Linked DNA regions of Homo sapiens: region 1 is linked to region 2. A link is a loop called in an ENCODE intact Hi-C map of the cell type or tissue named here. Cell type or tissue: heart right ventricle. All regions are shown on one strand.

The links. Hi-C counts contacts between places; a loop is a spot of excess contacts. Peaks named below come from ENCODE experiments on the same cell type or tissue, not always from the same donor. Only the 100,000 strongest peaks of a DNase experiment are listed, where the experiment ranks them.
Region 1: it touches region 2 in a loop (2.6-fold over the local background); 4 of 110 quality-filtered maps call a loop at or near these places.

Annotation. Positions count from the first base shown.
Region 1 is chr9:69,251,646-69,259,645 of GRCh38, reverse strand. It overlaps TJP2 (tight junction protein 2), which reads right to left. Exons shown (of 23, transcript NM_004817.4): 22 at 6,746-6,831; 23 at 4,438-5,437. The coding sequence ends at 5,272. Among named protein-coding and RNA genes, the nearest start is that of BANCR, 51 kb to the left of the region's middle. In heart right ventricle, no CTCF peak of the experiment used is centred here; no DNase peak of the experiment used is centred here; H3K27ac peaks cover 2,434 bases.
Region 2 is chr9:69,382,513-69,390,512 of GRCh38, reverse strand. It overlaps ENTREP1 (endosomal transmembrane epsin interactor 1), which reads right to left. Exons shown (of 11, transcript NM_001347995.2): 7 at 6,754-6,883; 8 at 6,488-6,566; 9 at 4,566-4,718; 10 at 2,063-2,355. Among named protein-coding and RNA genes, the nearest start is that of ENTREP1, 61 kb to the right of the region's middle. In heart right ventricle, no CTCF peak of the experiment used is centred here; a DNase peak (open chromatin) is centred at 3,675; H3K27ac peaks cover 2,556 bases.

The DNA of each region.
Region 1 (8,000 bases), 130 kb after region 2:
TACATGCATGAGCCATTGTACTCGGCCTACCACACCATTATATCAAAGACCTGGGCATCGCTGGATTTTGGTATCCATGGGAGGTCATAGGAAACATCCTCCACAGACACCAAGGGACAGCTGCATTTTCAAAGCTCAACCCATGTCTCTCGGGATACTTTCTTTCTGTTTTTATTTTTGTTTTTCGAGATGGAGTTTCGCTTTTCTCACCCAGACTGGAGTGCAATGGTGCGATCTCGGCTCACTGCAACCTCCACCTCCCAGGTTCAAGCGATTCTCCAGCCTCAGTCTCCTGAGTAGCTGGGATTACAAGCAAGCACCATTACACCTGGCTAATTTTTGTATTTTTAGTAGAGATGGGGTTTCGCCATGTTGGCCAGGCTGGTCTTGAACTCCTGACCTCAGGTGATTCACTCCCCTTGGCCTCCAAAGTGCTGGGACTACAGGCGTGAGTCACCGTGCCCGGCCTCTTTTTGGTGTTTTTTTTTTTTGAGACGGAGTCTCGCTCTGTTGCCCAGGGTGGAGTGCAGTGGTGTGATCTCAGCTTACTGCAGCCTCTGCCTCCTGCGTTCAAGCGATTCTCCTGCCTCAGCCTCCTGAGTAGCTGGGATTACAGGTACTTGCCACCACGCCCTGCTAATTTTTGTATTTTACTTAGAGACAGGGTTTCACCGTGTTGGCCAGGCTGGTCTCGAACTCTTGGCCTCAAGTGATCCACCTGCCTCAGCCTCTCAAAGTGGTGGGATTACAGGCATGAGCCACCGCACCTGGCCCCAGGATACTTTCAGTCAGGATCTTCTTCCCCAGTTATCCTTCCTAGACAGACTCAAACTCAGAAAGACAGAGCAACCTGGACTCTCGAAGGTGGAACGGCATCCGAGGACAGTGCAGAAGCAATCAAACCACATTCCACTTCTTATTGCGCAAAATAAATGCCAAAGTGCTATAAGTGCCTTTGCAGTCACTAGTGTGGGGAATATAAAATGTGCCAATTTTCTATCTATGTATATATAAATGAGATTTAAAATAAAAAGCAGGATGGAAATATGTTTTATCTGTCTCTGTATATATACACAAACATATATACATATTATTTGCCATTCAGCCTTTTGTCTCATTTATTTCACTAAATATTATTTTTAAATATGAAGTATTTTTATTTTTATTGGAGTTTCAGCTCTATTATTCAAATTTCATTCATTTTTGTTTCTTCATTTTTAAGGCTTTTCTTTTTTTTTTTTTTTGAGACAGAGTTTTGCTCTTGTTGTCCAGGCTGGAGTACAATGGAGCCATCTCGGCTCACTGCAACCTCTGCCTCTCGAGTTCAAGCGATTCTCCTGCTTCAGCCTCTCAAGTAGCTGGGATTACAGGCACCCGCCACCACGCCCAGCTAATTTTCTGTATTTTTAGTAGAGACGGTGGCTCACCATGTTGGCCAGGCTGGTCTCGAACCCCTAACCTTAGATGATCCACCTGCCTTGGCATCCCAAAATGCTGGGATTACAGGCATAAGCCACCACGCCAGCCCATTTTTAATGCTTTTCTATTCATCAAATTTGCTCATCTTTATTTAAAACAAAATATAGGCCGGGTGCGGTGGCTCTGTAGTTCTGTAGTCTGTAGTTCCAGCACTTTGGGAGGCCAAAGTGGATGGATCGCTTGAGCCCAGGAGTTCAAGACCAGTCTGGGCAACATGGTGAAACCTCTTCTCTACAAAAAAAATACAAAAATTAGCTGGGCATGCTGGCACACACCTGTAGTCCCAGCTACTTGGGAGGCTGAGGTGAGAGGACTGCTTGAATCCAGGAGATCGAAGCTGCAGTGAGTTGTGACTGTACCACTGCACTTAAGCCTGGGTCAGTGAAACTGTGTCTCAAAAAATAATAAAACAAAAACAAAATTTATAATACATGTATATCCAGAGTATATATATTGTACAAAACCTATACATACGTGTATATGTATGTAAATAATTCTCCCTTTTTCTGGTTCATTCATTCACTCATGCTTTAACACTAAACAAAAAGGATGGCTGTAGGGTGGCCTACATGGTAAACAGGATGAGGGACTGCGATGGTTAATTTTTATGCATCAACTTGGCCGGGCCATGATGCCCAAATATTTGGTCAAACATTATTATGGTTGTTTCAGTAAAAGTTTCGTTGTTGTTGTTGTTTTATTTAGGAGATTAACACTCAAATTGGTGGACTTTGAGTAAAGCAGATTGCCCTCTGAAATGTAGGTCGGCCTCATCCAATCAGTTGAAGGCCTTAAAACAGAACAAAGACTGACCTCACACCAGCTAGGAGGATTGGATTGCATCTCTCCCCTGGGTCTCCAGCCTGCTGGTCTACCCTTCAGATTTTAGACTTACCAATCCCCTACAACCCTGTATGCCAATTCATTAAAATAAATCTCTTTCTCTTCACATATGTATATGAAAGCTAGAACTGGCAAAATGACCCCAACTGAAAAGAGGTTCGAAAAGGAGGGAGAAGATTGACTGGGAACCTTTCTCTTAAAAGACAGCTGCGATTGCTTAAATGGACTGTTCCTAACCAACTTTACTTCATATAAAGAAATTTGTTAGTGTCAAATTACTACTGATGTTAGTGACATCAGTAGCATCTGATGTCATTCTGGAAGACCCATCGCTCATCTATCTCACTGGGCTAGAAGCACAGGCATAATTCTATCATAGATGCAGGTGCCGCTGGGGCCACACTGGCTTCTGGAGAGCTGCAGAGTCCTGACGGCGCAGAAAATGAACACGGCTCTCACTCATGGCTCTATCTTCCCTCTACTGATACTCTTCTCCCTGTTTCTTCATTTGCTTAGCATCATTTTTTTTTTTTCATTATGTTCCATGTATACTGTAGGCAGCTTTAAATCTTTCCCAGAACAAAGGAGGATATGAATAAAAAGGGGTGGTGAAGGCACTGGGGGTCCATCAGGCACACTGCTGGACATTCTGAGGAACAGTGGCACTGCCCGCATCACAAAATTGCTGGAACCAGACGACAACCCAGCTCCTGCTGAAAGCCTCCTCGCCTCCCCACCTATGTTTGCAAAGGGCTCATTCCTGGATTTAAAGAACACAAACAAACAGTCTTATCATATAGTTAACTAGTACATTTTTCTCCTGTTCACAAAAGGTGGCTTTTATTTATGGAATATGCAAATTTTAGTCAATGCCCTGAGGAGTGTTCAGAAATTCGAGATACATTAAATGATTTATAAGTGACAGCACCCATATTGGAAGAGACATAAGCAAGGGCACCTTTATAGTATAACTCAGTTACCAGTAAGCCAAATTTCTGCCACCACTAAAACACAAGCCTAACTCCTTTGTGTCAATTCATATCATAAAAGACCCTTAATGGAACCAAGACTCTTTTCTCCTTTTCCAAATTCATTGTTCTTTTTATTAATACAAGCCGAAATTCCTAATCTGTCTTGCTTAAATTCTAAATTTATTTTAGTACTTCAAGAATGTAAGTGGTGTTTGGGCATAGTGGCTCACGCCTGTAATCCCAGCACTTTGGGAAGCTGAGGTGGGAGGATTGCTAAAGGAGTTCAAGAACAGGACCAGCCTGGGGGCAGCAAAGCAAGACCCTGTCAAAAAAAAAAAAAAAGGGAAAGAGAGAAAGAAAGAGAGAGAGAGAAGGGAGGGAGGGAGGAAGGAAGGAAAGAAGGAAGGAAGGGGGGGAGGGAGGGGGGAAGGGAGGAGGAAAGAAAGGAAAAGAAAGGAAAGGAAAAGAAAGAAGAGGAGGAGGAGGAGGAAGAAGAGGAAGAGGAAGAGTGGATGTGGGGGTGTAAATTGATGCAACTTTTCTAGGAAGCTATTTGGCAGTAAACATCAAGGGCCTTAAAAATGTTCCTATTCTTTTACTCAGTAATTCTACTTCTGAGAACTTGCCTGCAGAAAAATACTGAAATGCTGATCAATGATATACAAAACTGGATTACATACAAAGAGGTGCATTTCATGTTTAAAAAAAAAAAAAAAAAAAAAAAAGGCAAACAACTGGAAATAATCCGAACAGCCAACAACAGAATTGTTCACTTATGAAGCAGCCATGGGATATATTGCTCTGTGGTTGTTAATGATGATGTGTACACCACGCTTTAAATACCTTGCTGCACAGTTGTAACCACTTGAGAAATGTTAGTGATAGAATGATAAACAGAAAAAATAGGAAATAGAACTACAAACACAGTACACCCTCAAGTATCATACACACAGACATCCACAAATACGTAATTGGAGAAAATACACCAAAATTATCTGAGGGATGGGATTATGGGTATAATTTTCTTTTTCACGTTTCCATTTTCCAATGTTCGACAAGGAGGTTAGTAATCACTTCTATGATTAGTAACTGAAATAAAAGTTGCATTTAAAAATAGGAAGTAGCATACAAATCCACCACAAAGAAAATTACGGATTGCAATGTATTCCTTTTTATTAAATTATAAAACTGTTGTCAATACATGTGCTTTTGGAAATAGTGTTTTCCTCAAGTATCTGCTTTTGTGCAGCACTTGGGTTTAAACAAACAACAAATTTCGATACCAACTTCTTGGGCTTCAAGCTATTGAGCACTTATAGCCAAACTATCAAGTATAGTTATGATATAGACAGTCCAAATTTATGGAAAATATTACAAAGACAAATGCCTTGAAAAGATGACACAGTGCAGGGAAAACTACAGCTATTAAGCTGGTATAAAAACTTAGTCAAAATGTTTTAGTCCATTATGGCTCTGCCTAAAGCTTCAAAGGAAGAAAATTTAAGACACTTCTCATCCAAGGCACTTAAAAGAGTTGCAATAAAGTACTTCTTTGAATTTAGTTTGAGCCCAACAGTATTTTTTATTCCTTTTTCACATTCTGACTCACACTGAAACAGTCCTTGAAGGCAGCTATTAATGAGGAAAAATAGTTATTGCTTCTTAATATACATATTACAAGTACGCAAACAGAATACAGATTTCGGTCCACTGAAGCAAGTAACAGGATCTGACTGCAGTGTTCTGCTTAATTCTGAACAAAAAGCCACAGACTCCTCTAACCCAGTCCCACAAACAGAGCCCTCAGTTCTGAATTTGCACCAGCTGTCCCCTGGGTTCTCCATGAGGACACACGAGCTGGAGTCCCACCACGTCTCCATGGTGCATTCTAACTGGAGAAGAACCATCCCGGCGGCCTGGCAGGAGTGGCTAGTCTGATGCCATGCAGGCAGGCCTGGGAGAGTCCGTGCTCAGACATCTATAATTCTGTGTCCCGGTATCGGGCAGACTGGCCATAGTAACCGCGCTTGGAGTGTTCTGACAGCTGCTGGCGGTACTCCTCCTCCTCGGCATCACTGCCATAACTTCCTCTGGTATCCTGATAAGGTCTGGAAGGAGCTTTCTGTGGCTCAGGGGGTCTGGAACTAACAAAAAAAGGGTGTTAAAGACATTCCAGAGCACATCCATGTCCTCCGGCTGCCCGGGGAGGCATGGCTCTGAGCACAGTGACTGGGTATCCCGAGCAGATCACTTACCTCTGAGCCACATTCTGCAGAGCAACCAGGGCATCCCTGGTCCTGCTCCAGGTTCGTAATAGGTCAAATCCAATGCCCACTTCGGCGGTGAGTGAGGAAGCCAGCCAGGTGCTCCCTGACCTAAGAATCTCCCTGTTGGACAGGGGGTGCCCTCCTTACCCCTAAGCTCCCTGGCTAGTCTCACCCAGCAGCGAGGTCTCTGCCAGTTTCAGTCCATCATAACCAAGAACTCTTTGTTGCCAGAGGCAACCTGGTTGACTGTGTTACCACTCAGCTGGTAAAGAAGAAATTTGTTTCCAGTTTTCTATCACTGGAAAACTAGACTTCAGCTTCCAGTCAGAATGGCCACAAGAGGCTGGGTACAGTGGTTCACACCTGTAATCCTAGCACTTTGGGAGGCCGAGGCGGGCGGAGGTCAGGAGTTTGAGACCAGCCTGGCCAACATGGTGAAACCCTGTCTCTATTAAAAATACAAAAACTAGCTGGATATGGTGGCACACACCTGTAATCCCAGCTACCCGGGAGGCTGAGGCACGAGAATCGCTTGAACCTGAGAGACGGAGGTTGCAGTGAGCTGAGATTGCACCAGTGCACTTCAGCCTGGGCGACAGTCACTCTGTCTCCAAAAAAAACAAAAGAATGGCCACAAGAAAATGTGACTTTTTTTTTTCTATTCTCGGAAGCAGGAAGCAATCCAGTATAAAACTTCAACAGGAAGACACTGTGAACATTCCTACTGTTTGTGTGGCATTTACCAAGACTGCTCATTTGCTTGTCACGGTCCCTTTAGACCCCAGGGCAGCACAAGCGGTCTGACTTTGCTGGATGATGCAAAGGAATTAAGAAGTTTGGCTGAGAGTCAGCAAACAAGACAAAACAGGTCTAAGCCGTAGGAATTCTGCTCATGTGCTAACCATGTGCAATGTAACATAACCAGGCTCCAATGTGTCAAATGTACTGGCTGGAAACATCAATGATTACACTTTGTCAGAGTTTTAGCACACAAGCAAACTATGCTTAAGTTTTGACTCTGTAATCTTTACAATTAAATTTGATGGAATGAGTAAGGCAAACAGTCAATCTGTGGGGAAAAAATCCTCCTGTTACTCTGAAATTTGGGTAAAGGAAATTCTTTCTTCAAGTCCCAGTCCTTGAGAAGTCCCCGCCTTAGACCTGTACCCACTAGGCAGCCCTTACCTCGTGTGCTGGGGCGTGCCAGGGTCTGGCTTGTGCGTTTTGATTGGAACTGCATAGATATCAGGATGCTTCTGGGCAATTTCGATCTGTGGTAATTAAAAAAGAAAAGAATAAGAGTGAAAGAATGAACCACTGGGCACTCTGCTTGCTGGTTTCCTGCTGGTCCCACCCTTTCCCCATATCCTACTTATTTTCCCATCCCATTTCAAGAAGAGGAAACACAGAAGCGGCCTCCTCATTTCCATGGTTATGTGCGGTACACGTCAGACAGGAAAACTATTTAAAAGGAATGAAACTCTGACACATGCTACAACCTGGATGAACCTTGAGGACATCATGCTAAGGGAAATAAGCCAATCACAAAAAGACAAATAGTGTATGATTCTACTTATAGGAGGTTCCTACACTGTCCAATTCACAAAAAACAGAAAGTAAAGGAGTGGGTGCCAGGGACTGCGGGGAGAGGAGAGTGGTGAGTTAGTATTTTATGGGTACGGAGTTTCACGTGGGAAGGATAAAAAAGTTTTGGGGATGGATGGTGGTGATGGCTGAACAGCAATGTGAAGGTACTTAATGCCGCTGAACCGAACGTTTTAAAATGGTTGAGGCTGGGTGCAGTGACTCATGATTGTAATCCTAGCACTTTGGGAGGCTGAGGAGGGTGCATTGCTTGAGCCCAGGAGTTCGAGACCAGCCTAGCAACATGACAAAACCTTGTCTCTTCAAAAAATACGAAAAATTAGCTGGGTGCAGTGGCATGTGCCTGTGGTTACAGCTATTCAGGAGGCTGAGGTGGGAGTATCTCCTGAGCCTGAGAGGTGGAGGCTGCTGCGAGCTGTGATCACACTGCTACACTCCAGCCGGGGTGACAGAGGGAGACCCTGTCTCAAAACAAAACAAAACAAAACAAAATAAATAAAAGAAAAAAGTGGTTGAAATGGTAAATTTTATGTTATGTATATTTTACGACAAGAAAAGAAAAATGCTCAGATGTACTGCTGCTGTTGTGCTAGACCTGAAAGAAAACTCCCACATCTACTGGGCAAATATACTCCACAGACCTTTAGTTAAATTCTTCTTTGTTTGAAAAGTTCTATGTGCATATGGTATACAAATTCAAACAGCTCAAAAAGTACAATCTATGGGCCTTTCTGTTTTAGCACCCAGTTTGCTTGGTTTCTACGGCAAATCTGGGAGCCAATGAAGACACGTTTAAGAAAAAAAAATCACATTCTAATTAAAACGACTTCCGAGA
Region 2 (8,000 bases):
TCACAAACATAATTTTGAATATATAATAATATCACTTACTCTGTAAAAATGGCAAAAATATGAAAAATTCCTCATCCAACTGGGATTGAAGAGGAGAGAACTGTCCGGTCAATTTTTTAAAAATTGCACTGCCATGTTTCTTTGACCCATAATACTGTCAGCAGCTTCGGAAAACCTTGGGGCTTTATTGTTACCTAACATCACAGCACAATCATTTGGATGACTTTTTGTTTCATTTGTACCATTCTGAGCCTTTAAGGTCATTAAAAGATTATTCCTCCAAAGAAGGAAAATTAAATTTTATTAACAGTCTACTAATTACATTTGTCTTTAAGGTCTGTCCTTGTCTCCCGATTAAGAATAAAAGTTCAACATTCAAAGAAGTTGACTGTGCTACATAGTAAGTTAGGACAAGTGGTTTTGATATCAGTGAAAATCAAAATGGATCTAAAAACTCCAAGATGCGAAGCCAGCTAGAGTCAGAAATAACTGGTCTCCTTCTGCTGTCCTTACCTCCTTCTGGTGTTCTTACCTCCTTCTACCAGGGAAAAGGTATAGAATTGTGAAAGCTCACCTCTAGGTTCCAGTCCTGGAAGGCCCAGGAGATGGCCCAAAATCTATCACAACAATCTCAGCACCTGAAGTTTTAACCTGCCTGGGGCACAAAGATCTAGCAAACATTTGTGATGATAGCATCTAGTGAACTGTATAAGTGCTTGTTCTTCTTCCCCAGAGCTATTTCTCAGGGAGCAAGACTTTGCAGAAGGTCCAGGCCCACTACCTGGTGAATGCTCCAGCTCTTAGCTCATCAGAGCTTGGCAGCCTTCCAGAAGTGACTCCTGATTATTGGGCTATTGGGGCCGGACAGAGGGAAGGTGACAGACAATGACATCTGGAGTAGCTAAGGGACACCAGGATGTAAAATGTTTTCCCTACATAGGTTAGTAACTGGAGCCTCACCCGGAACCGTCAACTGATCACTCTTTCAGAGTGCAAACCCAAGAGGGTCTGTGGTTCATGTACCTCTTCATGCAAGTAATCAGATCATTCCTCCCCGCTGAATCCCCTGAGGGACTGGGAGAGAGTTTGGCTTCTGGCTTCTGTAAGAAGAGGCCAGCAGGTAGAAAGGGGGAACGGAAGGGACAGTGAGAGGGTATTTACTCAATTTGAATTGAAAATTTACCTACATCCTGAAGTTGGTAATTACCCTGAGAAATTAGCCCACTTCAGTTGAGGAAGTATTTGTTAGCCATTTAATGCCCAAAGACACAGAGCCACAAAACATCCATACGCCATTGTGGGGTGCTGTCTACAACATCCACCCCACTACCTGCAGCAATGAAGCCAACACCTAAAAGGGAATGGCTCTTAAAAGAGGTGGAGAGAAGGCTCTTACCAGAAGGAAACTCCATTCATTCAAAAATAAAGGTAGAGAGACTACCTAGTCCAACCATTTACTTTAAAGAGGAGAAACCTGAGACCCAACTGGATTATGTTCATGCCCAATTCTATCTTTTCCCCAAGTGGCTTCAGTTTCGGGGATTGCCTTGTACTTTTTAATCTACAAGAAGAAAAGGTGCTTATTCCCTTAGGACCTGTTGGCTTATTTATCTTGCCAAACATTTCATGGGAATGTGAACAGCCTCTTAGAATCTTGTTGATATTAAAATTCACCTATGTCATCATTTCCAAAGGGCTGAGAAAACATGCCCTATCAAAGGAAACCTTCAATTCAGGAAATCAAATGTTGAATGCACTCCACACTGTCCACATCCTCCGCTTTTATTCCTAGGATGCACTCTTTAATTTTCCCAGACATGCTTCCACATCCCAGAAAAACTGGGTTCTCTTCCCTTGAGCCAAGAATGATGTGGGAAAGTTACCACACTTGAAAGAAAGCTCCCCGGCTTCCTCTGTCTCCCTCCCCAGAACTCTCAACCCAATTTCCCTGAAGACTGTGACCATGAACTTACTCTGCCTTGGACAAGAAAGCGGAGAAGCCACTTTAGCTGCTATGAAAATGAGTCATCTGATTCATGCCTGAGATTAATAATAAAACTACCTGTTCTAGAAAACTGGCACTTGTGATGGCTTCCTCCATGTGCTCCTCATCAGATTTCAAAACAGATTTAATGTTTTCTACAAGTTCATGGATGTCTGGGGTCATGGTACAAGAGGACTGCTCCAGGAACCTCGCCACCAGCAGCTTGGTGTCCATGTAGGATTTGTAATCTATCAAAGACCGCGGTCTGCATCGCGAAGCTCTAGATCTCAAGCCTCTCCTCAGAGTCACTGCAGCCAGATCCAGTCTCCTTTCAGTCTGTGTTGCAGCTTCACAGCTGAGCACTGGGGCAGCTGTGGGCAGAAACAAACAACATGTACCCATTGGCCAACCCCTTTTGAACATATGCCTGTACCTGAAAGCACAGACCACAAAACTCAACATGGAAAGCATCTGACAAATGCTGATAGCCATGCACATCCTGCTTTTCATCTTGCAGAAGGAGGGAAAACAACACAAGGTTATTCCCTGAAGTCCAGTTCCAATAGGATATGGCCCGAAACACGTCATTGTGTCATGTACGACACCACCCCCAAGGTAAAGCCAGATGGTGGAGAGGAGAATCCAGAATGCAAACCATAATGAGGTTAAGTTTCATGGGGTATGACAAATAGATGGGGATGGATGGGCCAAGCAGGAAAAATGTGGCTGACCAATGAAAGGATGTTCCAAGGAGCGAGGATGAAGTAGTCAATTAAGAGAGGAAGGGGCTGAAGAGAGACAAGACTTGTCAGATGAATGTAATGCTCTGATCACTTTGACTATACCTTTGTCCCAAACGTCCTCAAGGACGTTGTACTGACTTGTGTTATCGATGCTCACACCATGGATATGAGGTAGATCTATAGCTATTACCAAAAGAGAAATTTAGGTGCAGAAAAAGTACACATCATTCTGGAAGTCAACAGAGAGCCTGGGAAATCCACTGCAGGCTCTAATTTCCATGGCTGCCTATATCAGCAAGGGTGTAAAGACCAGCAATGCTTCTGCACTGTGAAGTGTGTGAAGCAAAACTCAGATCTGGTCATTATGTGTCCAGAAGTCAGCCAGCAGCCTTCAGCATACACAACATTGGCATCTTCAGTCTATGAAGGCCTGATAAGCAGCAATTTAGAAATTCAAAGAAGACAAGAAGCAGGGGGCGAGAGAGCAGGTGGAAGAAGGGGAGCACCCCCTTTCTTCTGGAGAAAGGCAGGTGTGGGGAGCTCTAAACCAGGATTCGAGACTGTCCTCTCAGGCAGCCATATGCACGTCACAGACAGCAAGAGTCTTCCAGAAGCACTCGCCAAAGACACTCGTGTGAGGACAGAGTCAGGGTCTCCACTCTTCCACTTGAAGGCAACCTGGCGCCTTCCACAATGGAGGGCTCCAGCAGCTGCTGTTCTTGCCCCCGCAGGTCTGCAGAATGAGAAGGGGTTCTGGAAAGATTTCCCTAAGCTGTGCAAACAGCTAAGTTCCCGTTGAGGCTGGAGTCCTCAACTTGCCAGGTAGGGTGTAGGAGACCCACAGTGAAGGCAGGTCTTGGGAATCAGAAGCCAGGCTGCCTGGCCACTGTGTTTCAGAGACACGCTCAGTACCAGGCGGCAGGACTTCCTCTCCACTTAGAAGCTGCTGTAGAGACAAGAGGAATGTTCTCTCTGGCTCGCACATGGTCAGTCCAGAGCTGTGGCAAATAACACACACTGTCAGAGAGCCAGAACTGAGACTGCAAGGGCTCAAGACAGGACCTTAGAGAGAGCAGGGTGGAGGATTATCAAAGTTTTATTTGCATAGGTGTTTTAGAACAGCAGAGGTCAACTCTGCTAGACTACTTCACAAGAAGAAGCTGGTGCTGGTGGAGTTACAGGAGATTTTAATTTTCTTCCTTTAGTTTCTTTATTTTTTATAATTTTCTACAATGAAGAGATATTTAGAGATGTTCAGGTATTCATATATTCAGAAAAAAGTCAGTGTTATTATTTTAATTTTTAATTATTCAGGTAACATCTATACACAAACAACACAGAGAGAGAGGTGAATTGTGTGGGTGCGTGTACTTCATTCTATCCAAAGTTCTAAAAACAAGGTCAGATTTCAATAATTCAATCATCTACTCATACATAGTAAAAATATAACAAATTATAAAAGAGGGAGTATACAAAAATCCTTTTGACTTTTTTTAAGACAATGCATATTCCTATAGGATTGCAGCATCTAGAAATCAGAACTAGGTGTGCATAATTGTCTTCATGTAGTACCTAGCATAGTATCATGTACAACCAAATTCTTTTGATGACAATGACTTTAAAAAAAAACAAAAAAACCCTACCATCCTTAAAAGACATGGTAGATATATATTCCTAACATGGACGTAGAATATTTTACTTTCCCAAGACCTCATAAGCTCCTTCAAATGACCACTTAAACTGCAGGGTCCTGAGCTGGCCAGAGCCACCTGCCTTCACCTGGCTCCTTTAGGCAAATAAGCACACAGCCCTGCGAAGAGCTTGGGGAATGACATCACCTCTCTCCTCAGAAGGATGGAGCACAGGGTCACTCTTCGACCTGGTCCTCAAGGGTGGGAGGGCTCTCCGGCTTCTGATAGGACGCACCAGGGTTGAACTGGGAGTTGAGGTGGATGCATTTTCTTCGGCAGGTATGTTAGGAATGTCCCCATCTGATTTAAAAAAAAAAAAAAAAAAAAAAAAGAGGCGAAACATAAATTATCTCACCAGCTGCAGTCCTCAAAATGGGCAGGAAACACCTGGGAGCCTAAACCTGCCAGGGCAAGGGTAATGCAGTTAATAACATTTACTCAGGCTGCTGGCCCAGTAAGTTTTTACATCACTGACTACAGGAAAACTTGCCTTTCCAAACCACCCCTCCACACCTAAAACAAACAAACAGAAAAATTTAAATCCAAGAGCAAAATAAAGGAGCCATGCCAAAATGGCAGGGGTTTTTTTTTCCTAAAGGTGCTTAGAATCTTCTCCAGGGAAGCATTCTGGGGCAGTACTGAAAAGCACCCTGACATCTCAGGATAAGCCTGGTTCTGGGGAAGGTAATACCAGCACAGGTGAGGTGGCTGCTCTGTGGGCTGCAGAACTCCCGGAAGGCTAAGTTAGAGAGAGTCAAGTGGCCACTAAACAAATCCGTAAAACCCCGCTGGAATTGGATAATTTATGCTCATGAAAATAAAACTGTGAGCCTGAGTTGTAATTCGAGAAACTGTTTTTAAAAATGGAAAAATTGGCTGGGTGCAGTGGCTCATGCCTGTAATCCCAGCACTTTGGGAGGCTGAGGTGGGTGGATCACCTGAGGTCAGGAGTTCAAGACCTGCCTGGCCAACATGACAAAATCCCATCTCCACTAAAAATTCAAAAACTAGCTGGGCATGGTGGCGGTGCCTGTAGTTCCAGTTACTCGGGAGGCTGGGGCAGGAGAATCACTTGCACCCAGGAGATGGAGGTTGCAGTGAACTGAGATCGTCCCATTGCACTCCACCCTGAGCAAAAGGAGTAAAACTCTGTCTCAGAAAAAATAAATAAAAATAAAGTTAAAAAAAAAAAAATGGAAAAATTATGAACATACTTAGGAGACAGAACACTGCTTCATAATTAATTCTACTTAGGATGGAAGGTGAACAGAACACAAAGTATTACATTACAAATAGTACTGCTGAAAAATTACCTTCATCTAAAATTGCTAAGAGTTGATCCATTATTTATCACCATTGTGATTTTGTCCTGGTGGACAATCCTCTGGGCCACTTAAAACCTCCCCAAAGAGAGAAGGCCATAACAATGTTCCCTTAAAGTACAAGGATAAATGTAAACTGACTCTAGTACTTACTGCAGTACTGAAAACCAGAATTCATTAGCTGCTCGGGCAGCATGACCTGGGCCCTAGGTTATAAATGACACAGCACAATCTTACCACAAATCACCTTGCAATAGAGGAAACTTTTTTTCCCCTGACAAAAGTCTAGCTAATTTTAATTAATAGGAGGAAGAAAATCATAGATCAGAAAACACAGGAATATCAATCAAACTCTGTAACCTATTTCATGGTTCCTGAGAATAGTCTGGTTCATAAAAAATTCCAAGGATATCTTTTTTCAGTTCACATATTTTCTCCCATTTATAAGCCCTAATAGTTGATGGTATTTTTGTATCTGGAGAAAAAGGTGTAGCTTGAACTATTTGCTCCAAGAATACCTGCCCTCTAACACAATACCAGACAGGATCATTATTTTATCATTTTTTTTTTCCGTTTGTAGAAATAGGGTCTCTCTCCATGTTGTCCAGGCTGGCCTCAAACTCCTGGCCTCATGTGATCCTCCCACCTCGGCCTCCCAAAGTGCTGGGATTACAGAGATAAGCCACCTTGCCCAGCCTATTTTATCATGTTTTAATCTACTGAATCATGTCACAATGTATCTATTACCTTGAGTCACTTGTGTGCAGCCCAGATCCAATGGGATCACAGCAGCTTCTGATCCTTCTGACATTTGGAATGAAGATCCCTGCATCACAGCAAAAAACAGGGTTATTTTGTTGATGTTTAACTCACCCCTCATTAGACCCAGTGAACTCCTTAAAAAGATGTGTGGGGCCCGGTCTCCCTGCTGTTCTCTGGGGGCAGGGGGTGGGGCGGTGCTGTCTTTCCCACTTGCAGTCAATGTACTTAGAGAGATTCAGGACAGACAGTACCTGCTCCTGGTCCATCTGGCTCACCACAGCTTCATATGGCGGCGGGGGATCCAGAGGACAGAACACTTCCACACCTTTGATTCGAGCTCCGTAGATGTGTGGCAGGGGAATAACATCAGGACCAACCATCCTAGGAAAAGCGACTTGGCGTCAGAAAGCACGTTCTACAGACTGGCCACGTGACTGCAGTGATGCCCGGATACTGGCTTTGCTCTAAACTGTGGGGAAAACCACTCACCTCTCCATACCATGGTCTCCTTGGCCAGGAGAGGGAGAATAATAGAAGCTGCTCTCCGACGAAGTGGCCAGAGTTCCTTAAGCAAATGACAGTGTATAAAATGCAACCCCATCATTGCTTTTAAACCCATCAGTCAAAAAGCAAACAATCCATAGAGACACAGAGCAGATTAGTGGCTGCCAGGGGATGGGGGAGAAGGGAATGGGGAGTGACTGTTTGATGGGTATGGGGTCTCTCTGAAGTACTGAAAATGCTTTGGAACTAGATAAAGATGATGGTTACGAAATAATGTGAATGCACTAAATGCTACTGAATCATATACTTTGGTTAATTTCATTTTATATGAGTTTCACCTCTATTTAAAAAACAGCTAAGGACTCAGGAAAATTCAATTATGTCTTACATTCTACATGACTCTTGTTTTTGTCCTGTGGGTAAAGAACCGTCAACAGCAAAATTCAAAATAATAGCAAAATCCTCCACAAGATTTTTCACCAACGTTGACAGAAAATTCCACAAATCTCTGCCCAAGGTACCAGATGATCTAGATAATGATGAACCTAAGTTTTAAAATAATTTATAAAATACATATAAAAGCCAGAACACCTGCATTCTGCTATGGAGTATCAAAGAATGAAAGAAAAAAAAAGAGAACAAAAGTTTGTCTGTTCTTGAAATACAAAAAAAGGATTTTAAAAAGCTAAAAGAAATGGATGAGAAAACAGATTCTGGGGCTAGTTGCTTGCAGGCACTGCCTTTTGGGGAGCAGTGTTCTCTGAATTTATAGTTGTTTCATTTTATTCTTTGTGGCTATATACAAAATGTGATTGGTGGAAGAAAAAATTTGAAAAGGATATCATCTTCTTTCTTCCTAACAATAAAACTTCTGGAATTCTGGGACTGAGAAGAATGAGACTCTGCAACCTGAATGAAAAGATGAGAAAGCACTCCCTCGTTTTCCTCTATATTTGTCTGTTCGTAAGCGAGGCTCTCATCCCTTGCTTGACCT